Linked DNA regions of Mus musculus: regions 2 and 3 are each linked to region 1. The links are chromatin contacts, found by Hi-C or POLR2A ChIA-PET in ENCODE. All regions are on one chromosome and are shown on one strand. Each heading gives the region's core, a stretch centred on a gene start or an enhancer-like site at or near the end of the contact. The rest is flanking DNA. Distances are from core to core; before and after follow the strand shown. Region 1 holds the start of 4930579G24Rik (RIKEN cDNA 4930579G24 gene). Region 2 holds the start of 4930589L23Rik (RIKEN cDNA 4930589L23 gene). Region 3 holds the start of Ppid (peptidylprolyl isomerase D (cyclophilin D)).

What was found. Hi-C counts contacts between places; a loop is a spot of excess contacts on that map. ChIA-PET counts read pairs that join two places held with the same protein, here RNA polymerase II (POLR2A).
Region 2: POLR2A ChIA-PET joins it to region 1 with 31 read pairs in embryonic stem cell. The contact joins the promoter of 4930589L23Rik here to the promoter of 4930579G24Rik in region 1. POLR2A ChIA-PET finds 5 or more read pairs at or near these places in 3 of 5 experiments (Patski and embryonic stem cell).
Region 3: POLR2A ChIA-PET joins it to region 1 with 29 read pairs in Patski. The contact joins the promoter of Ppid here to the promoter of 4930579G24Rik in region 1. A Hi-C loop is called at or near these places in 1 of 37 maps with a recorded cell type or tissue (heart). POLR2A ChIA-PET finds 5 or more read pairs at or near these places in 3 of 5 experiments (Patski and embryonic stem cell).

Annotation. Positions count from the first base shown.
Region 1 is chr3:79,627,459-79,631,024 of GRCm38, reverse strand. It overlaps 4930579G24Rik (RIKEN cDNA 4930579G24 gene), which reads right to left and starts at 1,946. Exons shown (of 2, transcript NM_029482.1): 1 at 1,669-1,946. The coding sequence starts at 1,848. Etfdh (electron transferring flavoprotein, dehydrogenase) reads left to right here and starts at 2,258. Exons shown (of 13, transcript NM_025794.2): 1 at 2,258-2,507. The coding sequence starts at 2,474.
Region 2 is chr3:79,566,580-79,570,145 of GRCm38, reverse strand. It overlaps 4930589L23Rik (RIKEN cDNA 4930589L23 gene), which reads right to left and starts at 1,954. Exons shown (of 2, transcript NR_152118.1): 1 at 948-1,954. It overlaps Fnip2 (folliculin interacting protein 2), which reads left to right and starts at 2,467. Exons shown (of 17, transcript NM_001162999.2): 1 at 2,467-2,637. The coding sequence starts at 2,543.
Region 3 is chr3:79,589,565-79,593,130 of GRCm38, reverse strand. It overlaps Ppid (peptidylprolyl isomerase D (cyclophilin D)), which reads right to left and starts at 1,794. Exons shown (of 10, transcript NM_026352.4): 1 at 1,574-1,794. The coding sequence starts at 1,658.

The DNA of each region.
Region 1 (3,566 bases), core at 697-3,196:
AAAAAAAAAAATCCTCATCTAACTTCATAGTCTAAATATAGCTTAAAACCTTCAATCAAATGCCCACATGTTTTTCTTTAAAAGAAATGAATTTTCAAAAAAAAAAAAAAAAAAAAAAACACTGGTTCTTTCTTGAAGCCGAAGTCTCAGAACAGGGGAGGCACACAGCTCTACCCAAGCTGCACTCAGAGCCTCTAAATTTTTTCATAACGTAACTTTAAGGAAGAATACCTGCCATAAAAATACTCACTGAATATGACAAGTCAGTATTTTTAACAGAAAACACATCCAACTCTCATATATTTCCCCAAGGCAACCTGGAAACCTCTTGACTAAAAGTGGCAGAGCCATCCAAAGGACTTCCTCACTTTGCCTGGTAACGAAGTAAGAAAAGCCCTGTTCCACTATTTTCACCCATGAACACTTATTTTTGAGCTATAAATAAGTAAATAAATAATAAAATCAAAGAACTTATACTCTAAGCTGAGCTGACAGAACATCTAAAATCACACACAGCTATGAAAAACTCACTTTTAAATCAAATGCTTTCTTCACCAAAAAATATAAAATAACACTTTTTTTATATCATGTCAGCATTTATTGTTCACATTTATTTGTAACCTGTATTGTTTGGGGGGAGGGACCTGGACTAATACTTCAGCCATCTCTTTTGACAAAAGAATAAAAACCTGTCAGCCAGTTCTAGTTTCCAAATCTTTTGTGTGGTTATTCCACAACCCTCTCCAGGAAGATTGTCTGCTACATACTTCAGTCCTTTCTCCCTCTCAAAGAGTCCTTATAAAGTGCCACTGTAAACACATAAGTGGATGCTCACAGTCAGCTATTGGATGGATCACAGGGCCCCCAATGGAGGAGCTTGAGAAAGTACCCAAGGAGCTAAAGAGATCTGCAACCCTATAGGTGGAACAACATTATGAACTAACCAGTACCCCGGAGCTCTTGACTCTAGCTGCATATGTATCAAAAGATGGCCTAGTCGGCCTTCAATGGAAAGAACGGCCCATTGGACTGGCAAACTCTATATGCCTCAGTACAGGGGAACGCCAGGGCCAAAAAGTGGGAGTGGGTGGGTAGGGGAGTGGGAGAGGGTATGGGGGACTTTTGGGATAGCATTGGAAATGTAAATGAGGAAAATACCTAATAATAAATAAATAAAGTGCCGCTGTGACCCTCCAACCCCTCAGCGTTATACGTGTTGGGGTCAGGAAGTTATTTCTGGGAATTCGAGATTGAACAAAAACTTTACAGAATTTTTGCATTGCAAGATTCTGTTCTAAACTGTCCTATCAAATCCATCTGCCGGCTGTGATTAGCCCTGGTCCACTCAAGTCCAACACAGAGCCAAGTAAGCGACACACAACAGCATCACCAGCTGGCCCTGGGCTGGTGGCCAACTAGAAGCACAAGCTCGAGTCCCTTAGAAAGCACCAATGGGCAAGGAGGCAAGCTATGACCGCCCAAAGTGCTCCGAGGGATGGGAGGAGGCGGAGAGAGGATCCTGGCAGCGGGGCTGCGGATGACCGCTAGCAGAAGGAGAAGGAAAGAAAGATGCGGGAAGAGAGAGCCGAGGCTAGCCCTCAACTCCAAGAACCGCAGGCAGGAGCACCCTAGCTGCAATCAGCTCTCAGCCGCAACGGCGACACTCACGTCTCCGATCTGCAGCTCCACTTGCTCCAGCGGGTCCACGGTTGGACCGGGACTCCTGCTCGGATCCCGCCAGCCCAAACTCACTGGCATGCTGAGGGACGACGAAGAGGCGCCTGACGACGGAGATGAGGGAGGCGGCGGCGGCGGCGAAGAAGCCCGAAACTCCTCAGAGTCAGCCATGGGAGTGAGCTGGGGCTACTGGACCGGATCAAGCAACCGAACCCTCACCAACTGCCTTTCGACCGCTCGCGCCCAAAGCCCATAGGCTCCGCCTCCTCCCACACGGAGTCCCGCCCCATCTTCTCGTTTGTCTCTGCCCTGGACCCCAAGTACGTCTCATTTTTTCCAGACAGCCAATCAGATATCAAGCCAGGCGTCACCAGGCTCCTGCGCACAGCTCCAGGAGCTAAACACTACAACTCCCAGAATGCCTAGCAAATCAGCCTCGCTATGCTTCTAGGGCGCATGCGCACACGCGAGAGCTTGTCGGCCTCTTCTGCACACTAGGTTCCTGGCTGAGGATGACTGGGAGATGGAGTCTTCTGCCTTTTCCTGGCTTGTATGTGACCCGGAAACCTTACTGGCCTTCGTGTCCTCTGTGGCGCCGGCGCAAAGCAGAAGAGGGGCGGGTACGCCGCGAAGCAAGGGCGGTCGGCAGAGCCCAGACGCTGACAGAAGCTGAGCAGTCGGGGCTTCTTGGCAGGTGATGGCGCCCCTCGTAGCCTAGAAGTCCAGCACCCTCGGCAAGCCGCAGACCCACGCCTCTCTCCTTTGTATCTGGTCAAGTCTCCGGGTCACTTTGAACATGTTGGTGCGACTAACCAAGCTGTCCTGCCCTGGTGAGACGAAACTCCTGGTGGGGACAGAAGGAGCAAGGTGGATAAGTTGGGACAAAACAAGACTGGGGCCACACCCGGGGTACTGCCAGCATCTCTTTCCTTGTCTATTGTCTTAGGCTAAACTAGGGCAAAGGTCAATGCTGTCAGCGCCTGGTGGCCGACCCTACCTTACCGACCTTGGAGTTGCCCCAGTTGGCAGAATTATCATCTAGGTTAAAGGTCATGAGAAGAGAAAATTGTCAACACTGCCCCCTCGGTGGAGTTCCCCCAAATGCCGCTCCTAATCTTTACCTCAAGGCTCAGGTATTATCTGCCGCCTTATTAGGAATGGGAAAGAAAGAAAAACTTGTGTGGGTTTTCGCCTTGGCTCTGACCTGACTTTGCAGCCATAATAGTCTAATCTTAATTGAAGTCTGAGCTCTCATATCGTATTAACTCATATATTACCAATTATGTCTGGAGTCGGAATTTTTTCTGCATTATCCAGAGTTAACACCAGGCGTTTCTGTTATGGGTGTTTCTTAAAGCAGTTGCAGGATAGTTTTAAGTTTTTACTTAAAAACAACCCCCTCGTTCAAACAGAAGTTTAGAGGATCTTGAATTCTGTTGTAACTGGCTTAATATAAATCTTTACTGAAGTTAATTTGGCTGTGGGATTTTTAAACAAGTATTTGTATACTTGTTTAAACAATATGGTGTATATTCAAACCAAGCATCTATTATCCACAGAAGATGGTATGCTTTGAGAGCCATCAGTTTACAGTCTAATTTAGATGCAGTCTTGGATCTAGTCAGTGACTTTTCTTTAAACGCTAATTTGTTACATTTTCATTACTCAGTGTTACCTCTAGTGGTGACAACTAAATGTGCTAAGTATGTCGTGTATGGCTGATCCGGTGTTCAGTGACTCTGACTTTGCTTTCTACTGGAACTCTGTCTTTATGCCTAAATGTTCAGATGGGTCATGAGAGATACCATGCTCGTTTAAGCAAAGGAATAAACGTTATACCTTTTTAAAATTCTCTGGTGGGAATCAGAGGCCACGGTTCCAACTGTTCT
Region 2 (3,566 bases), core at 705-3,204, 61 kb after region 1:
TATACATGCACACACACATATACACTATACTTATCTAATATATATATATATATATATATGTATATATATATATATATATATATATCACACAAATCACATGAGAACAGAGTAGTTTGCCCTAGGTTAAATCCCCAACAACAACAAAACTGGAATGAGATCATTGGTGTTGAGTATTTTCTCTGGCAGACTAGGAGTTGAAATACAAATTTCTTCATGATATGATAAGCAATAGAGAAAAATTTTTTAAAAATGAAATTCTCTTAAAGGCTCTGTCTTCACCATGTCTTGTCCTGGTTTCATCTTCAAGCTTCTATCAAGATAGTGGTAACATTATATCCAGATATTAAATATTAATAATTATATCTCAGTTAGGAGGGAAGAAACGACTCCTAACTGCTTTTCTTCTAGCTTCTTCAGGAAGGAGAACCAGGTTTCAGCAGGTCACAAGCAGTATTTATGATAATATAACAGAAATCAAACTAAAACAGACTACAGAGCATGCATATATGGAAACAAGTCACAGGAACTGATAGATCGGCTTGTGGAAGACAGCCCTCACAAGTCCCAGTTTTCATTTCATTTCATTGTTATCCTGTCATCTCTAAGCATTCACAATATCCCTGTTCCTCTTCACATACAGAGCCATGTGGCAGTGCTAGAGACCCGGACTAAGAAACCAGGAAGCAACCTCTGGATTGGGGGCCTTGAGCAGATTAGAGCTATGCCCCACCCCCTCTTTTGATTACTTATATTTGTGAAATATGTTTGCTTTTAAACGTCTAAATGTCCTCTTTTTTTGTTTGCTTGTTTTGCTTTTTAGCGCTCTCTCTCTCTCTCTGTGTGTGTGTGTGTGTGTGTGTGTGTGTGTGCATGCGCGCGCATTGTGTAACTTTGTGCCTCTGAGTGCAGTGCCCTTGGGCACCAAAAGGGGGAGGACGACTTCTGACCTGGAGTTGGACTTGGTTGTGAGCTTTCTGATCCACTTGCTGGGAAGAGATCTCCAGTCCCGTGCAAACGCAGCTTATGTTTGTAACTGCTGAGCCATGTTTCTCCATCCTTAACTTTCCTTTGATCAAGTCTAAGAAATCTTGGTGGGTCATTTGTTCACCGTCCTCAAATTTGCTGGAGTCAGAGTGGAACTCAAAAGTAACTAACTCTAGCTCTACTACCTACCATCTGAACCACGTTAGAGCTCTAGGCCGCAAAACAGATTAATAAACTGTTTTGAATGTGGTCAGACTCTTCATAACCGCAGGTTCTTTAACGTCTTGCACCACAGCACAATAAATTCTCAGGGGGTCTGAGGCGTGAAAGCACAGGCAAATGAGTCTAAGCACACACTCAGCTTCCCTAAATCAAAGAATCTATTGAGTTTTTTTTTTTTTTTTTTATGTGCCCAATGTGAACACGAACTAGGAAAGCAATCATTTGTGTGTATATGTGGGCTTAACGCACGCACATATGGGCTTAGTACATGCACAGCTTTTGTGTGACTTATGTACCAGTGGGAACCAACACACCAAAAAACCCAAAAAAACCCCAAAAAACAAAAAAAACCAAAACAAAACCCGGTGACCTGAATAAACTGTTTGTAAATTCAAAATTGAGCCTGCTGATTTACTCTGGTTCCGGCAGTTGCTTGCTGGGACCTCAAATGCAGCAGGGGCCAGAATCCCCAGCAGCAACGTCAGGCACTAAAGTTGCTTCTCCAGCTCAGGCCACGTTTTCTGCTAGGGAGTCCTGGACCCGATAAAATGAGGACCAAGTTCAAGGGCTTTTCTTTCCAAAGAACAAAAACCTCCATAGTTGTGCTCTGGAGCTCAGTAGGTCAAGTGTGTGAAGACTCGTGCACCCCGCCCAACTCTCTAGCCCCAGTAAGAGCCCGGCGAGTGATAACTCCGGGCGTACCCCTAGTGATGTCGGCGCAGGGCGGGTAAAGCTGGCCAATGGAGACGTTAGGCCTCTATGCTCCTCCCCCTCCCCCCACACGCCCCGCCCCACTCCTCCCTACGAGCCTCTCCCGGCTCCACTCTCCGCTTCCCTGGCGCTCCTCCTCCATCGCCCACTCCTCTCTCCCACTCCCTTGTATTCCTCCCAACACGTTCCACTCTTCATCGCCTGCGCTCCTCCCAGTCCCTCTTGCTCCTCCCAGTCCCTCGTGCTGCCTTCTGACGCTCCTCCTCCCTCCTCCCGGCGCTCCTCCCCCTCGCTCGTGCACCCCCCTCCCTGCCATCCTCGTGCTCCTCCCCTCCCTCATGCTCTCCCTCCTCTTCTTCCCGTGCTCCTCCCTCTCCCTCGTGCTGCCCTCTCCGCGCTCCTCCTCCCGCGGGAGCGAGCTGTCAGCCGGGCGGGCCGGCTCCGTCATATGACCGGCCGGCGGCCGCGGCGCCGCACCTTCCGTCCGCTGCAGCGGTCCCGCGCTCGCGCCCCTCCGGGCGGCCGCGCCCCCGTCGCCATGGCCCCGCCGCGGCCGCCGTGGGCTGCGCGCTGAGCCGTCGGGTCCCGGAGCGTGGCCGCCCGCCCGGGCCGCCGCGTGCACGCCATGGCCCCGACCCTGCTCCAGAAGCTCTTCAACAAAAGGGGCGGCGGCGCAGCGTCTGCCCAGGCCCGGCCGCCCAAGGAGGAGCCGGCCTTCAGGTGAGCGCGTGCGAGCGGGAGGGAGGCCTCAGGCGGGCTGCATGGAGACCGGACCCCCGCGCCACCCTGTCCCCTCCTCCTGGGCGGGACCCCGCGCCACCCTGTCCCTTCTTCCCAGATCCTCCTGGGAAAGACCCCAGTCTCTCACTCTCCTCTGTCCCGGTCCTCCCGGGTGGGACCCCACGCCTCTCTCGCCCCTCTTTCTGGGTGGGACCCAGCAGCATCCTCTTCCCTCCCTCGCCGGGTTCTCCCAGGTTGGGCTCCTCTTTCCACTTCTTTCAGGGTCTCAGAGCCGCGAACCGCCCTGTCCCTTTTCTACTGCTCCTTCTGGGTGGAACCTCAGCGCCGTCCTCCTTCCTTGCTCTCCAGGTCTCCCCAGGTGGGAGCCCTGCGCCATCCTCTGCCCTCTTTCCTCAGGTGCCCCACAAAATTTCTCCATATGCCCCCGTGTCTGAGCACGTCTGGGACCGGTGTGTACCTTCCAGGGTCTCTGGAGGGAGAGTCACCTGCGTCTCCCCTGCCCCAGAGCCTGTAAGCTGTCATTTTGCAGGCAGCTCCAACCCACTGAGTATGTGACAGTATTTTGAAGTTGGAAAGGGTGAAGCCACGAAAAAAGCAGCTTCTTTCTTGCAGTGTATGACAAGCTCGCCGGCGGATGAATAAAAGTGTGTAATTTCCTCATCAGTTAGAAGGCTGATGCCGCATGATGAGTGGAAAGGGAGGGAAATGCTTTTTATGAAACGTCTCGGGTTCTAATTTAACAAAGCAGAGGCAGATATTTAATAGTTCATCTTCGGAACACATACCTTTGGATTAGCATGTGTTAAGCTGGCTCAAGACCCACAGCTCTAAGTGGCGGCTGGTCTTGCATTTTGAGCTAAGCAATTGGCTCTCAGTAACATCCCTATACTATTCTGCTTTTGAGTGGT
Region 3 (3,566 bases), core at 545-3,044, 38 kb after region 1:
ATGCATACAAACTTCATCTCCCTTGAAAATAAGCCCAAACACGGAACTGTCAGATCCGTGTCACTGTCATCTCATTGTCATTTTTCTACGATTCCTATTTAGTCTAAGGAAAGCTTCGTAGATCTAAACTTGAAACAACACAAGATTATAACTAATTACAGCATCCAGGCGATTAGCTGCCTAGGAAGCACAACATGGTTTAATGTACAAAGGATTTAAAACCCTAAATCACTTAAATAATATTCAGACTTTTAAATTTTTTTATTCTGGGCTGGAGAGATGGCTCAGTGGTTAAGAGCACTGACTGCTCTTCCGAAGGTCCTGAGTTCAAACCCCAGCAACCACATGGTGGCTCACAACCATCTGAAATGAGATCTGATGTCCTCTTCTGAAGGCATCTGAAGACAGCTACAGTGTACTTAGATATAATCATAAATAAATCCTTAAAAAATATTTTTAAAAAAATTTTATTTTATGTGTGAGGCTGAGGCATGTAGTGTGGAGATCATGGGACAATCGCTGGGATTCAGGGTTGGTGGCAGACACCTTTACCTGCTGACCTATCTCAGGGGCCCTGCACTCAGAATTTCTAATCGCTAAGTAACTAACAGAAGACATAGTCCACTCTGTGTTCTATGGAAACTGCCTTTTGTAACCTCTGAAACAGTTCCCTTCTCAAGAATCCAAGAGACAGTTAACAATAAAATCTGTTACAAAACAAAGTGAATGCATATATACCCGTGTGTGTACCCATCCCAGCAGGTCTGGCCTACAACTCTAACATGCTTCAGAAAAGCCCAATTGAGTTACAAAGCAACACGAGGGCTTATGACAGTGTTTCTCAACCTTCTTAATGCTTCCACCCTTTAATATAGTTCCTCATCATAACTGTAAGTTTGCTACTGTTACGATTAGTAATGAAAATATCTGATATGCAACTCGGTGAAATGGTCGTTTAACAACCCACCCTCCAAGGAGTTTCCTCCACCCACCGGTTAAGCCACTGGCTTAGGGCTTCTTAGCTCTGAATCCTAGGTAACCATACAGACATAGTGCTCAATTCCATGATGCCAAAACAGCACAAACGATCGCCTACTTAAACTGCTACTATAATCAGTAATAAGGAAAAAGCACTAAGCACGAAAGTCACTCTAATTTGAAAATGATCTGGTAGCTCCCAATGTAGTTCGTGTACCAAGAGGCACGTGGCGTGTCTTGAGCCCCCCAGGCACATATCCAGGAAGCATACCGAACTATCCACCACTACTCGTCAAATCATTTCACTTTATAGTAAGTAGTGATGCAAAGGTTGCAGGGAAGTGCGATCAAAAAGAGACAAACGATAGGGACGCCACGATCCCTAAAGTAGAAGTAGAAATTTCCAGAAACTTCCACCGGAAGGGAGAGGGCGCAATCTGGACTCGTGGAGGCCAGGGCTCGCTCCGTCTGGGACCTAGGCTGCTATCCCCCTCCGGATCCCAGGCCCCGAGCCGCCGAACAGCCAGCGGGCCAAGGAGAACCGCAGCAGGGAGGCCCCGGGCGAGGGAACCGCTGAGCCGTTCGCGCCGCTCACCTCGCTCCCCGCCGATGTCCACGTCAAAGAAGACTCGCGGGTTCTTGGAGTTGGAGGGCTTGGCTGCCGGGGATGCGTGGGACATCTTCACTGCGGGCACTGGGCAGCGGGACACGAGCACCTCGTGCGCGAGACCGGAGCAAACTCTACTGCCCCTCTACGTTATAACCTGGCAACGCGCGGAAGAGTTACTTCCTGCGCACCGCCGGAAGCTGTACTCTGGTTTCCGGTGGCGCCTTCACCTTCCGGTTTCTGCGCCTGGCCCCTAATGCTTCTCTTTAGGTGGCTGTAGTGGCCGTCGGTTTCTTTTTAGTGTGTGCGCCGTTCCCTGGTGTTTGCTGCATCGCTGGGTGGAGAATTTGGAAACCATCCTAGCCTCGACTCTGCCACGAAATGCCAGTAACTACAACGAAACTTAGTTTACTCGTCTGTAAAATGGGGATAAAAATGCCTCCTCTGAGCAGACATGGTGGCTAGGCGGCACGACCTGAGTCTGATCCCCAGGATCCGTAAGGTGAAAGGAAAGAATGTTATCACCCAGTTGCCATCTGATCTCCACGAGTATGTCGTAGCATGCACACAGAAGCGCACATACATAAATTAATTGGTGCCTTCTTTTTCTTAATGCCTACCTACCTAGGGAAGGCGTTTTGGAAATTAAAGACATAAATTACTTATCAGAATGCCTGACATAAACATGTGGCTTCTAATAAATAACAGATGTCCAGTTACTATTGCCATGTTATTGTCATTTGGCCGTTAAGTTGTAAGTGACCCAGTCTAAAGCAAAGGCTCCAAATGCGCTGATGTTGAGAATCTAAAAGAGGATTTATTTGACTTCTGTTAAAACTAGATATCCTATAATAGTCTGTCTTTTTTTTTTTTTTCTAATGGGCTTGGTGTAAAATACACAACTTAAAGTTGAATGTGGTTATTCAGTACTGAGGAGGTAGAAGCAGGACGATCTATGTGAGTTCCAGGCCAGCCTGAGCTATGCCAGTAAGAATTTAAAAAGTGGCCATCCAGAGACTGTCCCACCTGAGGATTCATCCCATATACAGTCACCAAATCCTGACACTATTGTAGATGCCAAGAAATGCTTGCTGACAGGAGCCTGATATAGCTGTATATAGAGGCCCTGCCAGAGCCTTACAAATACAGAGGCGGATGCTCACAGTCAACCATTGGACTGAGGGGGTTGGGGGTCCCAATTGAGGAGTTAAGGAAAGAATTGAAGGAGCTGAAGGGGTTTGCAACCCCATAGGAAGAACAACAATATCAACCAACAGAGTTCTCAGGCACTAAGCCACCAACCAAGGAGTACACATAGCTCCGGCTACATGTATAGCAGAGAATGCCCTTGTCAGGCAACAATGGGAGGAGAGGTTCTTGATCCTATGAAGGCTGGATAGATGCCCCAATGTAGGGGAATTGAGGGTGGGAGTGAGTGGTGGGTGGAGGAACACCCTCATAGAAGCAGGGGGAGGGGGTGGGATAGGGAGTTTCTGGGAGTGAGAAGCCAGGAAAGGGGATAACATTTTGAAGTGTACATAAAGAAAATATGCAATTTTTAAAAAAGAATAAGAAAGTACATTTAGGACGAGTAGCTTTGGCATAGGCCTGTTATGCCAGTAGTTGATTCCATGCCAGGAGAATCCAAAGTTCAAGTTAGCCTGGGCTAAGTAAAGAGGCACTCACTCCAAAAAGACAAAAAAGGAGGTAAAACATTGTTAAGACTGGCCAGGTGGCACTTATGAGGTAGAAACAGGAAGATGGATAGTCCCAGGTTAGTCAGTACTACAGAACGAGACCTTACCTTTAAAAAATAAATAAATAAACCAGCCCAGGAAAAAAATTAACCAGCCCAAGTTGGTACCCAGCACCTATAATCTCCGCACTAGAGGCAAGAGTATCAGGAGCTAAACACCCAAACAAGCTCGCTCTTCTGTAAGTTGCCTTGTTCATGGTATTTAATCACAGCAACAGGAAAGTA